2 separate regions of the Homo sapiens genome follow, and region 2 is linked to region 1. Evidence: chromatin loops called from intact Hi-C (ENCODE). Cell type or tissue: B cell. All regions are shown on one strand. Each heading gives the region's core, and the rest is flanking DNA. Links, peaks and the distances in the headings are about the cores only. Region 1 has its middle 14 kb from the start of THG1L. Region 2 overlaps ADAM19 (ADAM metallopeptidase domain 19).

Evidence for each region. A loop is a pair of places that touch in the nucleus more often than their neighbours do. Peaks named below come from ENCODE experiments on the same cell type or tissue, not always from the same donor. Only the 100,000 strongest peaks of a DNase experiment are listed, where the experiment ranks them.
Region 2: a loop joins it to region 1, with 13 times the contacts of the local background. A loop is called at or near these places in 4 of 110 quality-filtered maps.

Annotation. Positions count from the first base shown.
Region 1 is chr5:157,713,119-157,722,692 of GRCh38, reverse strand. No RefSeq gene overlaps it. Among named protein-coding and RNA genes, the nearest start is that of THG1L, 14 kb to the left of the region's middle. In B cell, for the core only: CTCF peaks have their summits at 3,819 and 4,019; a DNase peak (open chromatin) is centred at 4,002; H3K27ac peaks cover 648 bases.
Region 2 is chr5:157,536,524-157,546,097 of GRCh38, reverse strand. ADAM19 (ADAM metallopeptidase domain 19) reads left to right here. Exons shown (of 23, transcript NM_033274.5): 4 at 8,107-8,185. Among named protein-coding and RNA genes, the nearest start is that of ADAM19, 34 kb to the left of the region's middle. RefSeq lists enhancers at 4,222-4,331, 4,492-4,551, 4,962-5,061, 5,202-5,321. In B cell, for the core only: no CTCF peak of the experiment used is centred there; DNase peaks (open chromatin) are centred at 4,257 and 5,127; H3K4me3 peaks cover 1,618 bases; H3K27ac peaks cover 7,233 bases.

The DNA of each region.
Region 1 (9,574 bases), core at 543-8,542:
CTCTGGCTGCCCTTAACATTTTTTCCTTCATTTCAACCTTGGTGAATCTGACAATTACGTGTCTTGGGGTTGTTCTTCTCGAGGAGTATCTTTGTGCTGTTCTCCGTATTTCCTGAATTTGAATGTTGGCCTGCTTTGCTAGGTTGGGGAAGTTCTCCTGGATAATATCCTGAAGAGCGTTTTCCAACTTGGTTCCATTCTCCCCATCACTTTCAGGTACACCAATCAAACGTGGATTTGGTCTTTTCACATAGTCCCATATTTCTCAGAGGCTTTGTACATTTCTTTTTACTTTTTTCCTCTAATCTTGTATGCTCACTTTATTTCATTAATTTGATCTTCAGTCGCTGATATCTTTTCTTCCACTTGATCGAATCAGCTATTGAAGCTTGTGCATGCATCACGAAGTTCTCGTGCCATGGTTTCCAGCTCCATCAGGTCATTTAATATCTTCTTTACACTGTTTATTCTAGTTAGCCATTTGTCTAACCTTTTTTCAAGGTTTTTAGCTTCCTTGCAATGGATTAGAACATGCTCCTTTAGCTCAGAGATGTTTGTTATTACCGACCTTCTGAAGCCTACTTCTGTCAACTCATCAAAGTCATTCTCCATCCAGCTTTGTTCTATTGCTAGCAAGGAGCTGCGATCCTGTGGAGGAGAAGAGGCACTCTGGTTTTAGAATTTTCAGCTTTTCTGCTCTGGTTTCTCCCCATCTTTGTGGTTTTATCTACCTTTGGTCTTTGATGTTGGTGATCTACAGATGGGGTTTTTGGTGTGGATGTCCTTTTTGTTGATGTTGATGTTATTCCTTTCTGTTTGTTAGTTTTCCTTCTAACAGTTAGGTCCCTCAGCTGTAGGTCTGTTGGAGTTTGCTGGAGGGCCACTCCAGACCCTGTTTGCCTGGATATCACCAGTGGAGGCTGCAGAACAGCAAATATTACAGAACAGCAAATATTGCTGCCTGATCCTTCCTCTGGAAGCTTCGTCCCAGAGGGTCACCCACCTGTATGAGTAGTCTGTCGACCCCTACTGGGAGGTGTCTCCCAGTTAGGCTACATGGGCGTCATGGACCCATTCAAGGAGGCAGTCTGTCTGTTCTCAGAACTCAAACACTGTGCTGGGAGAACCACTGCTCTCTTCAGAGCTGTCAGACAGGGATGTTTAAGTCTGAAGAATTTTCTGCTGCCTTTTTTTCAGCTATGCCCAGCCCACAGAGGTGGAGTTCTATAGAGGCAGTAGGCCTTGCTGAGCTGTGGTGGGCTCCACCCAGTTCGAGCATCCAGGCCACTTTGTTTACCTACTCAAGCCTCAGCAATAGCGGACGCCCCTCCCTGCACCAGGCTCCAGCCTGGCAGGTGGATCTCAGACTGCTGCGCTAGCAGTGAGCAAGGCTCCATGGGGGTGGGACCCACTGAGCCAGGCACGGGAGAGAATCTCCTGGTCTGCCAGCTGCTAAGACCATGGGAAGAGCCCAGTATTTGGGCGGGAGTGTCCTGTTTTTCCAGGTACAGTCTATCATGACTTCCCTTGGCTAGGAAAGGGAAATCCCCTGACCCCTTCTGCTTCCCATGTGAGGTGACGCCCCACCCTGCTTCGGCTCTCCCTCTGTAGGCTGCACCCACTGTCCAACCAGTCCCAAAGAGATGAACCAGGTACCTTAGTGGGAAATCACTCGTCTTCTGCGTCAATCACACTGGGAGCTGCAGACCAGAGCTGTTCCTATTCAGCCATCTTGGAACAGACCTCCCATGGTAGCATCTTTAAACTGAAATATTGGACAGAGAGTTTCCATTGCTGTAGTATTTTGCTTAATTATTATCTTTATAGCAGGGATAATAGTTGACAAAAAGGAAGCATGAAAGTTTTACCATCACTGAGTCTGCTAGGCCTTTTTTGGGGTTTAGTAATGCAGTTTTAAATGAAACATGCTGCTTTTGGATTAACACCGCTAGTAAAGTAGAGGAAAATCTACAGGTACTTAAAAATCAAATCAGCTGGGCATGGCAGCTCATGCCTGTAATCCCAGCACTTTGGGAGGCTGAGGCAGGCAGATGACCTGAGGTCAGGAGTTCGAGACCAGCCTGGCCAACATGGTGAATTCCTGTTTCTACTAAAAGTACAAAAAATTAGCCGGGCATGGTGGCACGCACCTGTAATCCCAGCTACTCAGGAGGCTGAGGCAGGAGAATTGTTTGAACTCGGGAGGCGTAGATTGCAGTGAGCCGAGATCACACCATTGCACTCCAGCCTGGGCAACAACAGCAAAACTCCATCTCAGAAAAAAAAAAAATCAAATCATAATTATTGACAGGCTCAGGAAAAATGACAGCTTCAGCTCTGAGTGGCTACAATCCCTTTTTAATAAATTCCAGTCTTCTTTATGGAATTGGTTAACCCCTTTTTTAAGCACTCTCTTGCTTATATGTCTTGTATTGATATTTGGAGCCTATATACTCAATACTATAACTCAAATTGTTTCTTCTCACCTAGAAGCAATCAAACTCCAAACGGTGCTGTAAACTGAAACACACATGGAGATGCCATTCTTCTGAGGACCCTTAGATCCACCCCAGGAGGAGCCCTAGCTGCTGTTCCCCCATGTGACTCCCCTTTTCAGCAGAAAGTAGCCAGAAAGAACCATAACCCAAAACCCTCTAACAGCAGTTAGTGTGGCATCTCCATAGCGGGGAATGTTGTAGGAAGAGAGGTCCTTGGGAAGTTTTCTTTTTTTCTTTTTTTTTTGAGACAGAGTCTCACTCTGTTGCCCAGGCTGGAGTGCAGTGGCGCAATCTCGGCTCACTGCAAGCTCCGCCTCTCAGGTTCACCCCATTCTCCTGGCCCAGCCTCCTGAGTAGCTGGGACTACGGGTGCCCACCACCACACCCGGCTAATTTTTTTTTTTTTTTTTTGTATTTTTAGTAAAGACGGGGTTTCACTGTGTTAGCCAGGATGGTCTCTATCTCCTGACCTCGTGATCCTCCCGCCTCGGCTTCCCAAAGTGCTGGGATTACAGGCGTGAGCCACCGTGCCTGGCCAAGGGAAGCTTTTGTTTTTTAAAGCATCTCTGGAAAAGTTTCTCTTAAATCCCTGGCTCTTAGCAGCAGCCCACCAACCTTTGATATGCAAATACTGACCATTAGAAAGTGGGCCCACCCAAACATGGAGATTCCTGTGGCCTTCCTGCCCTTTCCCCACATGTTCCTGGCAACATGGCCACCTCCAAATATCCCCAGGAGTGTAGAACATCATGGCGCCCTACATTTGCATATTAAAAGGCTAGGGTGGGAGGGTCAGCTTTTTTACAGGCTACGTGAATGTCATGCCTAGTCAAACCAATCCCTTGAGCCCTGTGCAAATCAAACACCACCTCCAGCCTCTGCATATATACCTGGCTGGTGTCCCTGCCAGGTGGGGACCTCCTCTTTCAGCTTTGGAGCCCCCATCCCTGTGTCTCTGTATGGGGGAGCTTCTTTCTTCTGTCTTCTCCCTTCCTTCTTACCTATTAAACTCTCCGCTCCTTAAAAGCAAAAAAAAAAAAAAGAAAGAAAGAAAAAACAGGGTTTCCCCATGTTAACCAGGCCGGTCTCCAACTTGTGGGCTCAAGCTATCCGCATGCCAAAGCGCTGGGATTACAGGTGTGAGCCACTATGCCCGGCCCTGAATTCATGATTTTTAAAAATGTATTTTCCAGGCCCAGTGCGGCGGCTCATGCCTGTAACCTCAGCACTTTGGGAGGCCAAGGCGGGCAGATTGCTTGAGGCCAGGAAATTGAGACCATCCTGGCCAATGTGGTGAAACTCTGAGCTAAAAATACAAAAATTAGCCTGGCATAGTGGGGCATGCTTGTAAATCCCAGCTGCTCGGGAGACTGAGGCATGAGAATCGGTTGAACCAGGGAGGAGGAGCTTGCAGTGAGTTGAGATCTCACCACTGCACTCCAGCCTGGGCGACAGATCCAGATAATGTCTCAAAAAAATAAAGTGTATTTCCCAGCTCTGTCCATTGGGTGGAGATAAAATGACACTCCAGAAGCAGTAAGCATCCAGATCTTAACTTCAAATTACCATTCCCCATGAAAATGAAAATAAACTCCTTGAAGAAATGGCTGGCTCCACATTGTGGCAGAGGAAATTCTAGGCGAGCCTGGGACACTGTGTTGTCCCAGAAAGGAAGGAAATGCTCAGACTAATGAGTGTATCTCAAAAAAGATGAGCCAGCTTAAAGGGGTTCCCACTGGCCAAATATGCGATAATTTGGGCATTGATAAAAATAATAACTATAATTGATTGCAATTGTATTGCAATTGTATTGATAGTGCCTGTAATCTTAGCTACTTGGGAGGCTGAGGCAGGATAATCGTTTGAACCCAGGAGGCAGAGGTTGCAGTGAGCCAAGATAGCACCATTGCACTCCAGCCTGGGTGACAAGAGCAAAACTCCATCTTAAAAAAACAAAACAAAACAAAAACACACACGCCAAAAGAACATAATCAGACATATTCAGGATGCAGGGTATTATGTAAGATCACTGACTTGGCTTCTTCAAAAGTAAATTTTATCAAGAAGAACAATATCTTTGAACATGTGTCCTAGGAGAAAAAAGGAAAATGAAAAAGGAGGAGAAACAGGGAAGAAAGAAAAGGTAAGTGGAGGGCTGGGCATGGTGGCTCACGCCTGTAATCCTAGCACTTCGGGAGGCCAAGGCGGGTGGATCACTTGAGGCCAGGAGTTGGAAACAAGCCTGGCCTTGATGGGGAAACCCTGTCTCCACTGAAAATATAAAAATTAGCCAGCTTGGTGGCTCATATCTGTAATCCCAGCTATTCAGGAGGCTGAGGGAGGAGAATTGCTTGAACCTGGGAGGCAGAGTTTGCAGCAAGCCAAGATTGTGCCACTGCACTCCAGCCTGGCCAACAGAGCAACACTGTCTCAAAAAAAAAAAAAAAAAAAAAAAAATAGAAAAGGTAAGTGGGGACTGTTCCAGAATAAGAGATTTAAGAGACATAACAACCAAATACAATGCAAAACTCTTGACTGGATACTGGCCTAAAAACCATTAAAAACAGCTCTAAATTCACTGGGGAAATCTGCAATTACAAACAACCCTAGGTTTTAGTGGTTTGTAAAACAAAAGTTTATTTCCTGTTCAAGTCACTTGTACTGCCAGTTGACTATGGTTATATTCCTGATAGCTGTTTTGATCCCTGTGTCTTACCCCAAAACCCAGGAAATGATTAGAAAAGCTTCTACACCGCACAATGTGCATCTTGCTGCTCACAATATGTTTGCTGAAGCAATATGGCCAAGCGCTAAGATTATAGGGGAAGAGTGTGTCATCTTCCCATAGAGAAGAGGAAAGTGAATACTTTTGAGTAATAATATAATCTATTGCCACTCTTTATTAGTGGATACTAGGGAATTTTAAATTTTACAGGTATGATAATGTAGTGTGTAAAAGACTAATCTTAGGAGACACACTAAGAAGTATTTAGGGATGAGATAGTAACAGTAAAAAAGTAGATTGGTAGTAAAAGCAAAAGTGGCAAACTGTTAACAACTATTGAATCTAGTGGTGGTTTTATGGGTATCCATTATATATTTTTTTAACTTTTCTACATGTTCTGGGTGGAATTGTGACTCTCCTAAAATATGTTGAAGTCCTAACCCATATATCTGTGGATGTAACTTTATGTGGAAGTAGGGTCTTTGCCCTATTGGCTACTGTAAGCAATTAAAATGGGGTCATTAGGATGTGCCTTTAGCCCACTATGACTGGTTTTCTTATAAGAAAACAGAGACACACACAGAGAGGAAGAATGGCACCTGAGGAAGGAAGCAGAGACTGGAGTGATGCATCTACAAGCCAAGAAAGGTCAAGGATTGTCCTTGACAAGGCTGAGGCAGGAGAATCCCTTGAGCTTGGTAGGTGGAGGTTGCAGTGAGCTGAGATGGTGCCACCGCACAGAGACAGGGTAAGTCTCTGTCTGAAAAATAATAATAATAATAATTGAGATCACAGATTTGGACTGCAGAAACTGAGCTTTAAATTATCAAAGTGACAGGAAGATTAGGAAATCTGCCAAATGTCCGTTAAGGATGAACCAGAATGATTTGACAGGGCATATTTGAATGAACTGATAGAATAAACATAATAGATCAATATTGAACTAAGATGAATCAGGAAACTGGTTATGGTAAAGATAACTGCCATTTTTTTGAGCACTCGCAAATTGCTATGTGATGCTGCATAAACCTTGTACAGGTCATCCTTTTTCATCCTCAGAATAATCCATTTTACAAATGAGAAAACAAACAGAGGCTTATAGGGATTAAAAGTCTGCACTTTTAGCCACAACACTCTCCTGCTCCAATAAAATAGTTAGCACATGCTATGTCCCTGGTGCTGTGTTAAGCACTCAGGATACATTTTCTAGACCCATCCTCTCAGCCGCCTTGTTGAGAAGCATTATTCTCCTTACTTATCAGATACCTACAAGAGATACAATAACTTCCTGCAGTACTATATATGGGAACCAGGGAAGCTGGGAGACTCATCCAGATCACTGTCTTTACAGGTGAATTCTACCTAGATCCTACCTACTCTCAGGGTTCTGACAGGTGGAGAAGATAAGACGATTATACTGCAAGGGAAAACATGGTGGGTGTCATAGAGTTCCCACAGACAAAGTACCATGAGAATCCCCAGGAAGAATGTTATTGAAGGGGAAAAGTAAACCCTAAATTTCTTTGAAACTCACAAACCCTTTTGTAAAATTCTGCACACAGGGAATATAAAATGGTGTAGCTGCTATGGAAAACAGTATAGCAGCTCCTCAAAAAATTAAATATAGGGCTGAGCATGGTGGCTCACACCTGTAAGTCCAGTGCTTTGGGAGGTCGTGTGTGGAAGACTACTTCAGCCCAGGAATTCAAGACCAGCCTGGGCAATATAGCAAGATCCCATCTCTAAAAAAAAAAAATTAAAAACAACCGCTGGGTGCGGTGGCTCATGTCTGTAATCCCAGCGCTTTGGGAGGCCGAGGCCAGCAGATCACGAGGTCAAGAGTTGGAGACCAGCCTGACAAACATAGTGAAACTCCGTCTCCACTAAAAATACAAAAATTAGCTGGGTGCAGTGGCGCATGCCTGTAATCCCAGCTACTCAGGAGGCTGGGGCAGGAGAATTGCTTGAACCCGGGAGGCGAAGGTGGCAGTGAGCCAATATCGCACCACTGCATTCCAGCCTGGGCGCCAGGGCAAGACTCCATCTCAAACAAACAAACAAACAAAAAATTGAATTACCATTGGTCCTGCAATTTCACTTCTGGGTACATAGCCAAAAGAATTGAAAACACAGTCTCAAAGAGATATTTGTACAGCCATGTTCATAGCAGCTTTATTCACAATAGCTAAAATGAAGAAGGAGCCTAAGTGTCTATTAATGGATGAGTGAATAAGCAAGATGTGGTATGCATACACAATGAAATATTATTCAGCCTTAACAAGGGATGAAATTCTGACACATGCTACCACATGAATGAATCTTGAGGACATTATGCTCCATGAAATAACCAAGTCACAAAAAGACAAATGCTGTGTGATTGCACTCATATGAGGTGCCTACAGTAGTCAAATTCATAGAGGCAGAAAGTACAATGGTGGTTGCCAAGGGGTTGGGGAGAAGGGAATAGGGAGGTGTTACTTGGTGGGTACAGAGTTTCTATTTTATAAGGTGAAAAGGGTTCTGCAGATTGGTTCATAACAATGTGAATGTAGTTAACACTACTGGATTGTATACTTAAAATGGTTAAGATGGTAAATTTTATATCCTGTGTATCTTAGCATAATTAAAAATAAATTAAAAATCTTCACACAACAGGTATTTATGACCTAACTGGACCTCTATTTTTATTTTATAAATTTTCTGTTACTTAGAAGATCACTTGCTCACTGCAGGCTGACACAAAGAAAAATAATTTCCTTTGGCATAGAAGTCATTTTTCATTTGACTTGATGCTGACTCATTTGGTTTGTGCTAAAAGCTGCATTATGTAAATGAAATTTACATAATGGATGGTGAAGAGGGGAAAGAAGAAGGAATAATTTGTGTCTAAAATCTCCTTTCTCCTCTGAACCACTCTAATCTAATTTCTGGCTTGGAGTAATGTATGTGATTCCAGGAATGACTGCCTAGGTCTGTCTTGGTTTTGAGGCAGATATAAGCATTAGGACATACCAGGATATACAAGGGTATAAAATTTAGAACTATTATTCCAGAATAAGTTTATGATTACAGGGAGTTATAATTATTATATTTGTCCTGCATTTTTTAGGCATTGCTTACATAGGTCAGGGTGAATGGATTTTATTTCTAAAGAGTCATTGATTGTGTGTCCTTAAAAGGACACGTTCAAGTTAACTACTCATTCTTTCTCTACTTAACAGGGGTTCCAGAAGTCAGAGGATGTGGTTGATGGAGGGCTTGGAAAAAGATGTTAGGAAAAGAGAAAGAGGAAATTAAATGTATGTTGCCTAGTCCCACTTGACCTTGTTCCATTTAATTCCACAAATGTTCTCATTCATTTAACAAGTATTTCTTGATTTATTTCTATGTACCATGCACCAAGGCTATCACGCAACAGCAAACAAGACAGCCATGCTGCCTGCCTGGTGGGGTACACGGTCAGTTGGGAAAGACAGACCTGATGACAATTGTGTGAAGTGTTGTGAATCAGGCTGGAGGCCTGGCGCTGGGGGCAGGTGTGGCTGGGGATAGTCCATGAAGTTTCCCCTGAGGAAGCAGTACTTAAATTGAGACCCAATAATGAGATCATAAGACAGCATGCTTACAGGTTTCTGGAATATTTGAATTGTAATGTTGGGTGAATGTTTTGCCACAACATTTTGCTTGTATAAGACTTTGGAAAGGAACCCTGAGTAGTGTGAATTTCTATATCATGGGTCAGCCAATGAATAAACACTGATTGAGCACCTTCAAAGTGTGAGGGCACTGGATGATGTGTGAGGTGTCTGGGCCAACTGAGAATCATTTTGATATTTCAGATATCCAGGACTGATTAAATGGAAGAGATAGACAAAAGACAAAAAAAAAAAAAAAGAACTTTTGTGTCCATAGGTACTGACTAGGAGGATATCATTGATAATAATTATACCTTCTGGACATAAGAAACTTATTCCAAACCATATTCTCATACGTTATTCATTTTTTTCCTCTCTCAATGAGTCTGTAGGGCAGGTAAGACAACAGTTTTCTCCATTTTATAAGAAAGGAAACAAATGTTGTGGGGATTAGTTAAGTGATTTGCCCAATGTCCCACAACCTTCCAAACTAGGATTAGAACCTAGGCCTTTTGACACCAAATCCAAGGTCCCCTCCACTCTGCCACCTTGCCTTTCCATGCCTGTCAGGAATGAAGTAGATAGCTGTTGTCTTTGCATGCCCAGCATTTCATTTTTCTGACTTTGGACCAGGGAAGCCCAACTGTCCTTTCCCCACCTTCAGGCCATGTAGTCCAGGTGGAGATAATCCCTCCTCACCTGTTGCTCCAGGGTGA
Region 2 (9,574 bases), core at 948-8,947, 180 kb after region 1:
AGGAAACCTAGGCCTGCCTCACTGGCTGCTGAAGCCCCATCCCCTAGCATAGTGCCTGCACATCACGGACCTCCATACATGTTTGTGGAGGGTGCAAGTGGACTTGCAGGTGCAGGGCCTGCAAGGCCTGATGCTCAGAAAGGTGCTGCGTCTTGATCAAGGACCCCCAGCAAATAGTGACGAAATCAAGCTGTGAGAAACTCTGGCCTCCTGATGCCAGGTGGCCTGCAGTTTGTACCACATTACACTGCTTAATATGCAGTTATTCATGAGATTGCATGAAGAGCCTTTCTCTCTGCCTACTGGGTGTGTCTGGATGGCCCAACTCTTGGCTTGTCTACCACTGACATTTAGCTTACTCTAGTTTATTGAAATGATGGGTTTAGAAACAAAAACTGTGTGATGCTGGGCAAGTTGCTTTTGCTTTTTTTCAGATTCTTCATCTGTAAAAGTGGAGGTCAGGGTTGGGCAGAGAGGGTGGTATATAAATAATGTTTCATTGCGGTAGACTCTGTAACTTACACACTAACCCTCGCTTCTCCTAAACAATCTTTTTGGAAAGGATATGGGGCAACGCATAGAATGAGGGAAAAGTTGAAAAACTAAGGTTTGGAAAGGTTGAGATCCTAGAATGAATAGACGGTCCCTTCATGTACTATCATCTTGAAATTCTGAGATGAGATCTGACTGTCCAGGCATATCATGAAGCATTCATTTGGCCAGGCAAGGGCAGGGATCTTGACCAACTCCAGGTGCCCTAGTCAGCAATGCAACGAGAGGGGAGTATTTCTTTAAATGCAAGTTGGGCCACTGTTTATCTCAAGAAGGTGGCATGGATGCTGGGCAGGCTCTGACAATAGGTATCCACTATGATCTATGAGGGCTTTCCAAGTTCTGACATCCTTGACTTATGCTTTGGGTGCGGTCTGTGTCTTAGTATGCTAAGAAACATTGGGCAAGTTTATGAAAGTTACTGGGATATTTAATCAGAGCTTAAAAAGGGCTAAGCACCTACATTTAGCAGGCTGGTTTGTGGTCCTCACCTACCTGTTTTATGTTTGTTTGTTAGTTTCAGGGAGTGGTCCGCTTATTCCCTTTTTTCTAAGCATATTCTCACAGCTCCAGTGATCTCAGAGGGTCCTTCTCTTCATTTCCCCTGTGTCTTATCCACACCGTTTTTCTTTATGATATGGCAGTTTCCTCATACCCTCTTACATTCGTCTTTCCCTTCAGGTTTTCTGTGGTATCGGCTAATCTGATCAACACTGTGGTTATTTACCAAAAACTGGTTGCTAGAGAAGTTGTTCCTACTCACCATTTTCGCTTTTAGATTTTTCTCAGAAATTCTAAAGGTAGCACCTCATTTCCCCGAACTGTTCTTATCTAATTCCAACAAATACACATAATGGGCTATTCGGGACACTGGAAAACAAATTTGTGAACTCTTCTTGGGTGAGCCATTTTGAGGGCCCCGCAGGTCCCTGCCAGTTAAGTTGTCTGATCTCAAGAAGTCAGCTCTATTTGTGCAGAGAGGTTACCCATCTTCACAGAGGCAGCCACGAGGGAGGCCTGAAGAGGATTAAGTAAAGACCCTGCTGGCCAAAGGAGTCAGTGGTGCTCATCCAAACATCCTTTGGTATATAATGTAAAAGCAAAACACAGGACCAGAAACTGGTCGGAAGGGTGCCAGGTCTTGTGCGGACTGGGAGAAGATGTCGTGGGAAGTGGTTGGTGAAAGGGAGTGTTGACTTAACGCATTGTTTGGAAACTTCCTTAATAGGAAGTTAAAGAAAACATACTGAGTAGCATTGGCCTTTTGCCAGGCTTCTGGATGGCGCCATTTTTGCCTTCGGAGTGTTGCTTCCAAAGCTGGTCCTCTGGCAACGATGGTGCTTATTCAAGGGAGTCCCTGGGATAGGAGGAGGTCCCAATTTTTTACTCTAGGAGCAACCTCCAAAGTTCCCCCTTCCTTCGCCTTTCTGTTCCCTCATAAAGGAATGTGTCTGCTTGCAGCCCCCTGGACTCATCAGTCCCTTATTTGGCTTTAGGGCCATGCCTTTGGCACGTTGGTTTGTTTCCATTCCTTTGGAGTCAGAGGTGGAATGAGTACTGATGTAGAAATCTTGGTTCTGAAGCAGCTCTGGCTGTCTCTTCCCTGCTTTTCTTTCAGCATCTTAGAAAACAAAACAATACTCACTGAATTTATTTTGTCCCAAATCTAGACTAGTGCAGGCCATGACATTAGAATAGCACTCTGCTTTTCAGAGACACTTTCCAGTACCTGTCTGTCCTGGGCATTGCCATTTCTGCTTGATAGAAAGGGAAACTGAGGCTGAGTAGTTTGTGACTTGCACCGTATCACCTAGCCAGTTAAAAAATATTGTCAAAATTTACAAACCCAGAAGGAGAGAGACTAGTATTATAAACCTCAGATGCCCATTACCTAGATTTAACAATGATCAAGATTTTGCCACGTGTATATATAGCTAGTGCTGGAGAAAATGATAGCAATATTTGTAAAGCACAAATACTTTCTACTTTACAAATAATTCTTTCACATTTGTTCATATGATCTTCCTATATGCCAGGCACTATTCTAACATCTTACAGGGGCACTGTGAAGTAGATTTTGTCATTCTCCTCATTTTATGATGAGAAACCATAGGCACGGAGAAGTTACTGACCAGTCTGAATTCACACGACTTATAAGAGCTAGGATTTGAATGTATTTTCTCATTTGATCCTCAGCATCGCTGTGATACTGATGGTGATTATTAGTCTGTTCATTTTGCAGTCTAGAAAATGGAGGGGGTTTATGTGGCTCACGTGAAAACAATTTTTATACAAATACATAGTGAGCACTTCTCGAAGTTTTATTTATCTAATTAATGGGCTAACCAGCAAGATGATAAAACTGGTTTAAAATTGGATAAGGGAAACTAAGACGTATTTGTGTGGCGGTGTGTGTGTATTTAATAGTGAAAAAAGGAATGCTGAGATAAGATTGCTAAATTAGACACAAAACTAGTTAATATCCTAGGGGCTGTAAAATCATAACCTTTGGGGTTATCTTTTCTACTAGATGGAAATATTTGCATTTCTGTTGTATCTTATTAAGTTTTTACAAGTTAACATCTGATTTTACAGAGTGGAACAAGGGCTGTCCTAATTAATTGTAAATAGTACATCTTTCAAAGCCACACTCTTCCCATAAAGTCCAGAGAACCGTAGACAGGCCTCTGAGAGTCTAAGGCTTGGCTGTGCTCCCTTAGTGTTTTTTAATTTAATGTTTTGAGACAGAATCTGGCTCTGTCACTCAGGCTGGAGTGCAGTGGTGCAATGTCAGCTTACTGCAGCTTCCGCCTCCCGAGTTCAAGCGATTCTCCTGCCTCAGCCTCCTGAGTAGCTGGGATTACAGGTGCGCGCCACCACACCTGGCTATTTTTTTTTGTAGAGACGGGCTTTCGCCCTGTTGTCCAGGCTGGTCTGGAACTCCTGGCCTCGTGTGATCCACCTGCCTCGGCCTCCCAAAGTCCTGGGATTAGAGGCGTGAGCCATTGCACCCAGCCCTGGCTGTACGCTTGTGTGACATTGAGAGGAACCATAGTCATCTTTTGCTTCATTTCCAGGCTTTGGAAGGGCAGTTGCCTAGTGCAGCTGCTGCTTAAACCAAAGCATTCCGACTTTCCCTCTATGCTGGGTTAGCACCATCTTTAGACTTTTGGAAGGTGATTAGGAGGCTAGAAATAAAAAAAAGAATTAAAAATGTTAAAATTGCTCAAATGGAGTAGAATAATTCCCAGAACCCGAAAACATAAATCACCTGAAAAAAAAAAAACTATTAAAAATACAGATTTCTTAATCCTTCCCTAGAAAAGGGAGGGGATTGTGTATTTTTGAACAGTCTTTCCAGGTGTTGTGCAGTTGTTGGGCTAAGTCGCATGGTGAGAACATTATTACTAACATAGGCAGGATGAAGACCCTCCAGGTGAAATAAGAGAGACCAGAAAAGTGGACCTCCCAAGGCATCATCAGGGTATAAATGCCTGGAGACTCTTGGAAGAATTAGATAGAGAAAGGCCCAGAGAAAGGAGGTGTCAGCAAAACTTGCTACTGAGATGAGCAGAGTGATGCTCGCCTATGCTGAGCTCGTCTGCAGAGGGTGTTTTTCAAGGTAAATGGGAAATTGTTATCACTTTATCTTCACTGGTTTGCTTATCTGAAGCAGGAGGAAGAAGGTTTGAGCTCCCAGAAGATGTTTTGCAAATTCATTTTAGTGTCACTGCTCCTTCCTCTCTAGAGGGTGGTTTAGCCTAGAGAGGCATTTGAAATTTGTCTGACGATAAATAGAACTTAAAGGAATTGTCCTGAGTTTGAAGCTTCTGAGCCTTAGGAAAGACGGGTCTGAGCTGTTTTCAGGCTGCAGTGTACTTTCAGGGCCTGGCTGCTTGTACAGGTTCCAGTTCTTCTTCCCTAGAGAGTGACCTAATGTTTTATGTCCGGTATTTGGGGGTAGCTTATTTTCCTAGGTGGGAGTCTGAAGATGCAGGTTTTGCTCAGGGACTTTGGAATCTAAATGACCCAGATTTTGCTCAACTCTAGTGCTGGCTATTATTATGATGGTGCCGAGACATGGCAGAGTGTCCTACTGATTTCTGCCTGTCCGTGGGCTCCTGAGCACAGAGCAGACAGAGCAGGGGGCAGCAGGGTAGAACAGAAATTGCTTTTCTTTTAAAGCTAGAAAAAAGGAGTGGGCGGAATGGGAAATCTTGCACAGTCCTTTCTCTTCCTGGATGCACATCACTCACAAGTCGTTTCCTGAAAATCCTAATGCAATCCAATGGTGAGAGACGGCTTCCTGCCGGTCTGCTGAGCCAGCCCCTCGTCAGGGAGGAGATGAGAACAAGATGTGGTCAGAGAATGGGGCAGCTGGGCTGGGCCGGGCTGCTCAGTGACCATGTGCCCTCCTCTCTGTGGGACAGCAGCGTCCTTTGGTTCTGAGAGCAGCACCTGGACACATGGGCGTATGTGGACCTAGCTTGGGGGAGCTGCAGAGTTGTTCAAACAGATGGCTGGCCCTAACCCTAGAGTTTCTGTCTGATTCATGAGTCTGGGTGGAGCCTGGCAATTTGCATTTTTAACTAGTTTCTAGATGATGCTGATATTGCTGCTTCAGAAAGGGTGATTAGGTGGAAAATGAAAGCGGATTGTTTTATGTAGATTCAGAGGCCAGAATGAAGGCCTGTGGGTGCCAGTGACAGAGGTGTAGTTTTTAATCCGGAGTAAAACATTAAACTACTGTATGTGGTCAGAAATGGAGTGGGTAGTCTCAGGAGTAGCCTCTCCCTGGAGGTGTCCAGTGGTGAATAGCCATTTGGCAGATTCCTACACGAGATAAAAGGTTCATTCATTCGTTTGCGAGTTTATTCACTCATTCACAGAATGCACATGTACTGCCTGCTTGCTAGGTGCTGGGGGCCGGGGAGAAGACTTCAAAGACACAAGGTCCCTGTTTTTGGGGAGCTCACAGTGTAATTGGGGTTTGACTACATGATTTCTAGGGTTCCTTTCAGTGCTGAGGGTCAGAGAGGCCTGTGATGATGGGGTAATGTCACTGGGTGAATGATTTCTCCCCCCTTGCTAAGTCTCAGAAGAGGCTGAGAATATTTTTACCAGGAGTGCATTTTCTGTGGGAAAATTCACACTTCCCCACTGGCACCTGGAATGAACTATTAAACTCTGAACTCCTGACCAGCTGTACATGGCGCAGTCTGTGAAAGCAAACCCAGGAAATGGGCTGCAGGAATGAGCACATTGCGTTTTACCACCTCTCTTAAGTGATGTACTGGAGAGTTCATGGCTGGGGAAAGTTAGAGAGAGAAACTTTCTGGGTTCTTCTGTCATAATCCCTGTTGAAAGCAATAATGATTATCACTAACTTTTACCCAGCTCCACTTTGTGCCAGGCATGGCATTAAGTCTGCTACATTTATTATGTTGTTTGATCCTCATCACAGCCCTATCAAATGAGTATATCATCCTCTTTTTTGTGTAAGAGGAAACAAAGGTTCAGAGACATACATGTACTTGTTCACGGCCGTAGAGGCAGTGAATGTCAGAGCTGGAATCAAAACTTCAGTTTTCCAGTCTCCAGACCATGCTCTAAGCTGCTAGTACACTGAACTACTCATCCATCCATTCATTCGGTAACTAGTTAAGTGGTTTTCTCATTGAACAAATGTTAAGCACTGACATAAACCAGTGAGCAAAACTGCTTGGCCTCTGCCCTCATGAGGCTTACAGCTTTTCTCCCTCAGGCAAATGGGTGACTCCTCCCTCAAATCTTGGACTAGTTAGATGCTAAGGAGAAAGAGAAAGGACTGGGAGACAGATTCTGGCAGGTTAGCCACTGACCCAAAGTTTCCATGTGAATGAGAATTTCTCTTCACAAAGCTGGGGTTTGTGCTTTGCTTTATTTTTACATTTTCCTGTTGGGCTTCTTTTCTTCTTGTCCAAGGCGAGAAGTTGAAGGCCTTGACATAGTACAGGAGACAATTCTTGTGGCATTTGCCTTCTGACCACACACTGGGGATGGAGGGAAATCTGAGCGATCCCAGAACTTAGAGCTGGAAGTGACTCTAGAGGAATTCTAGAGACCCTCTGCGATGACCCTCTCTTGCTGGGAAATGTCACCTCTTTCAAAACCTGGGTTATCCCTGCAGATTCCTTTGGCTTTCTGTGCTGGCCTCAGCCTACATTTTCTTCTTTTTAAGAGCAGTTTTAAATTAAAATTTCAGTTTTCAAAACACCTCTCTGACAGTTAATTTAAAAGTCAACCAACTTCAGAAATATGCAACTTATATTGTAAACATCTTCTGCAACCCCTGAGATAATCACCATCAACAAAGGGCATTTGTTTCTCTCTCTCTTTTTTTTTTTTTTTTTGAGACAGAGTCTCGCTCTTGTCACCTAGGCTGGAGTGCAATGACGTGATCTCGGCTCGCTGCAACCTCCACCCCCCAGGTTCAAGCAGTTCTCCTGCCTCAGCCTCCCAGCTAGGCACCTGCTACCACACCTGGCTAATTTTTGTAATTTTAGTAGAGATGGGGTTTCACCATGTTAACCAGGCTGGTCTTGAACTCCTGACCTCAGGTGATCTGCCCACCTCAGTCTCCCAAAGTGCTGGGATTACAGGTGTGAGCCACCACACCTGGCTGACCTTGACTTTCTGTAGATCAATTCTGCCTTTAATGTGGCTGAACTATTAATAGTTGAAACATCCATTTGACTCTTATATTTTTCTTTTAATTTTTAGAGAAAATTCTAAGAACATTTCTTGAAGTTGCCTGGCCTTTGGTGAGGGGATTCTTAACCTGTACTTCAAGGGGTCTGTGGTGAGAGAAACCAATGTCCAAGTTTAGAAAAGAAAAAAAGGAATTTATTGGAAGAGTAACATAGAATTACCAGGTCTCAGGAAATCGGAACCACTAAGTGTCCGAAAGGGCAGGCAACGGAAGCTTAGGGAACCCTTGTAGCAGGAACAGAAGAACAGATGCATTGCTTCCATCTGTTCAGACCTGGCAGTATCTCTCCACTGGCTTCGCTTGAAATACAGGTCACCCCTTGGCCAGGGCCAAGTAGGACACCTTGATTGACAATCTCACCAAAATATGCATCAGGGAAGAGTTATTCCCTTAAAGAAAAATTGGTCTGCTGATACTAAAAATTGGTAGATCCAGTGCTGGAAAAATCAACCACGGTACACAACAGGGTTCATAGGCCCCGGGAAATTTTGCATGTGTTTGCATGTCTGTTTTCCCAGGACCCAGACAAATATTAAGATCATTGCTTTAGTTCTGTCAATTCCATCTAGTTGGAGTGATGTTCCCATAGTGATGATAAATTATATTTAATTTACATTAAATATAAAATTAATAACAAACTTATGGTTTTCCTTTTTGTTCCTTAGCCCCTTGTGGCTGCCTAGTTTCTTTTGTATGGAGATGCTTGGGATAGTCCTGCCTGGTTCAGTTAAAATCACTCGTTGTTGCTAGGAGGGTGGAGTTCATCCACTTATGATATAAATGTCTCTTTTTATTTTTTGCAGGCAACTTTTTGCTCCTTCCTACACAGAAACCCATTATACTTCAAGTGGTAACCCTCAAACCACCACACGGAAATTGGAGGTGAGTTCAGGTCAACAAATGTCTATCCAGCAGCTGTCCTCTCCCAGCCCTACTCCTAGGACCTCAGGAGATGCCTGATGGAGTTGGTCTCTCCTCTGAAGGGAGTGTTTCCCCCAAGCGAAGACCAAGGGAGCAAACGAGAAGCAAAACATGTATTTGATGTTCATAGGTGCTCCTCCTCCTTTGCTGACTACAATGGCTAAAGAAACATAGACTATTTTAGGGTAATTGCATCTAATTACAATTGATGCAAATTACTGTGAAATATACATGTTCTTTGCTTTATGTTAATTACCCACATGTTAACAAAAGTTTTAGTAAAAGGAGTGACTTACTCATAATCCTGTCGTCTCATCCAATTAGATGTTTGATTAGTCCTTTTTAAATGGATGTATAACATTTACAGAGTTGTAATCACTGTGCATATACATTTTGTAGTCTGCTATTTTAATGTGATTTTTAAGTTATGAATATTTTATTTTGCTTCTATATTCATATTGGACATTTTTTCCCTCAAAGTTGTTTTTGAGTAGGGATGTTTACGCAATGTCAAAGATCTTTCATTTAGAAAATGGTCTTTCAGATGGTTACATGTCAGTTTGCTTTGCCACACTCCACTGGTAGACATTTAAAGTAGTGAATGATACACATTTCATGGTGGCTAGCTCTTCTTACAGGGATGCCTATTGGAATTTGTAGGCTCAGAACGTTGATTCTCAACCAGGAGAACCAATGGCGTTGCCCCGACCCCGAGGGACACCTGGCAATGTTTGCAGGCAATTTTTATTGCCGTGACTGGCAGGGAGGATCTACTGGCATCTACATTCTATAATGCATAGGACAGACCCACCACTCCCCCACAACAGAATTATCCAGCTCCAAATATCCATAGTGCCCAAGTTGAGAAACCCTGGATTCGAATGACCATTCTCAAAGTCTGGGCTGGTGAGATGGGGGTGAAGAAGGGAAGACGCACACTGGCAGGAGCAGCAGTGGCCTTTGCCTTTGGGGCAGGACATAATGGACTACTGAGGCACACAGACTGGGAGTTGTGGTGTGGAGAACAGCAGGAGAGGTCCCTCTGCATCAGGACTCCTTCAGCAGCTTCTCATGGAACCTGAGTGTTCTACCAGGCCCATTCTTTAAAATATCCCTGCTGGAGTGCAAGTGTCCAGCAAGATAACACTGGCCACTATCAGTCATTAACAGCTCAGATTAGTTCGCCAGATTACCCCTGGATGGGGAAAGGGACACAGGACAGGTAATTTTGTGTGTGTGTGTGTGTGTGACAGAGTTTCACTCTGTAACCTAGGCTGGAGTGCAGTGGTGCGATCTTGGCTCACTGCAACCTCCGCCTCTTGGGTTCAGGCAATTCTCCTGTCTCAGCCT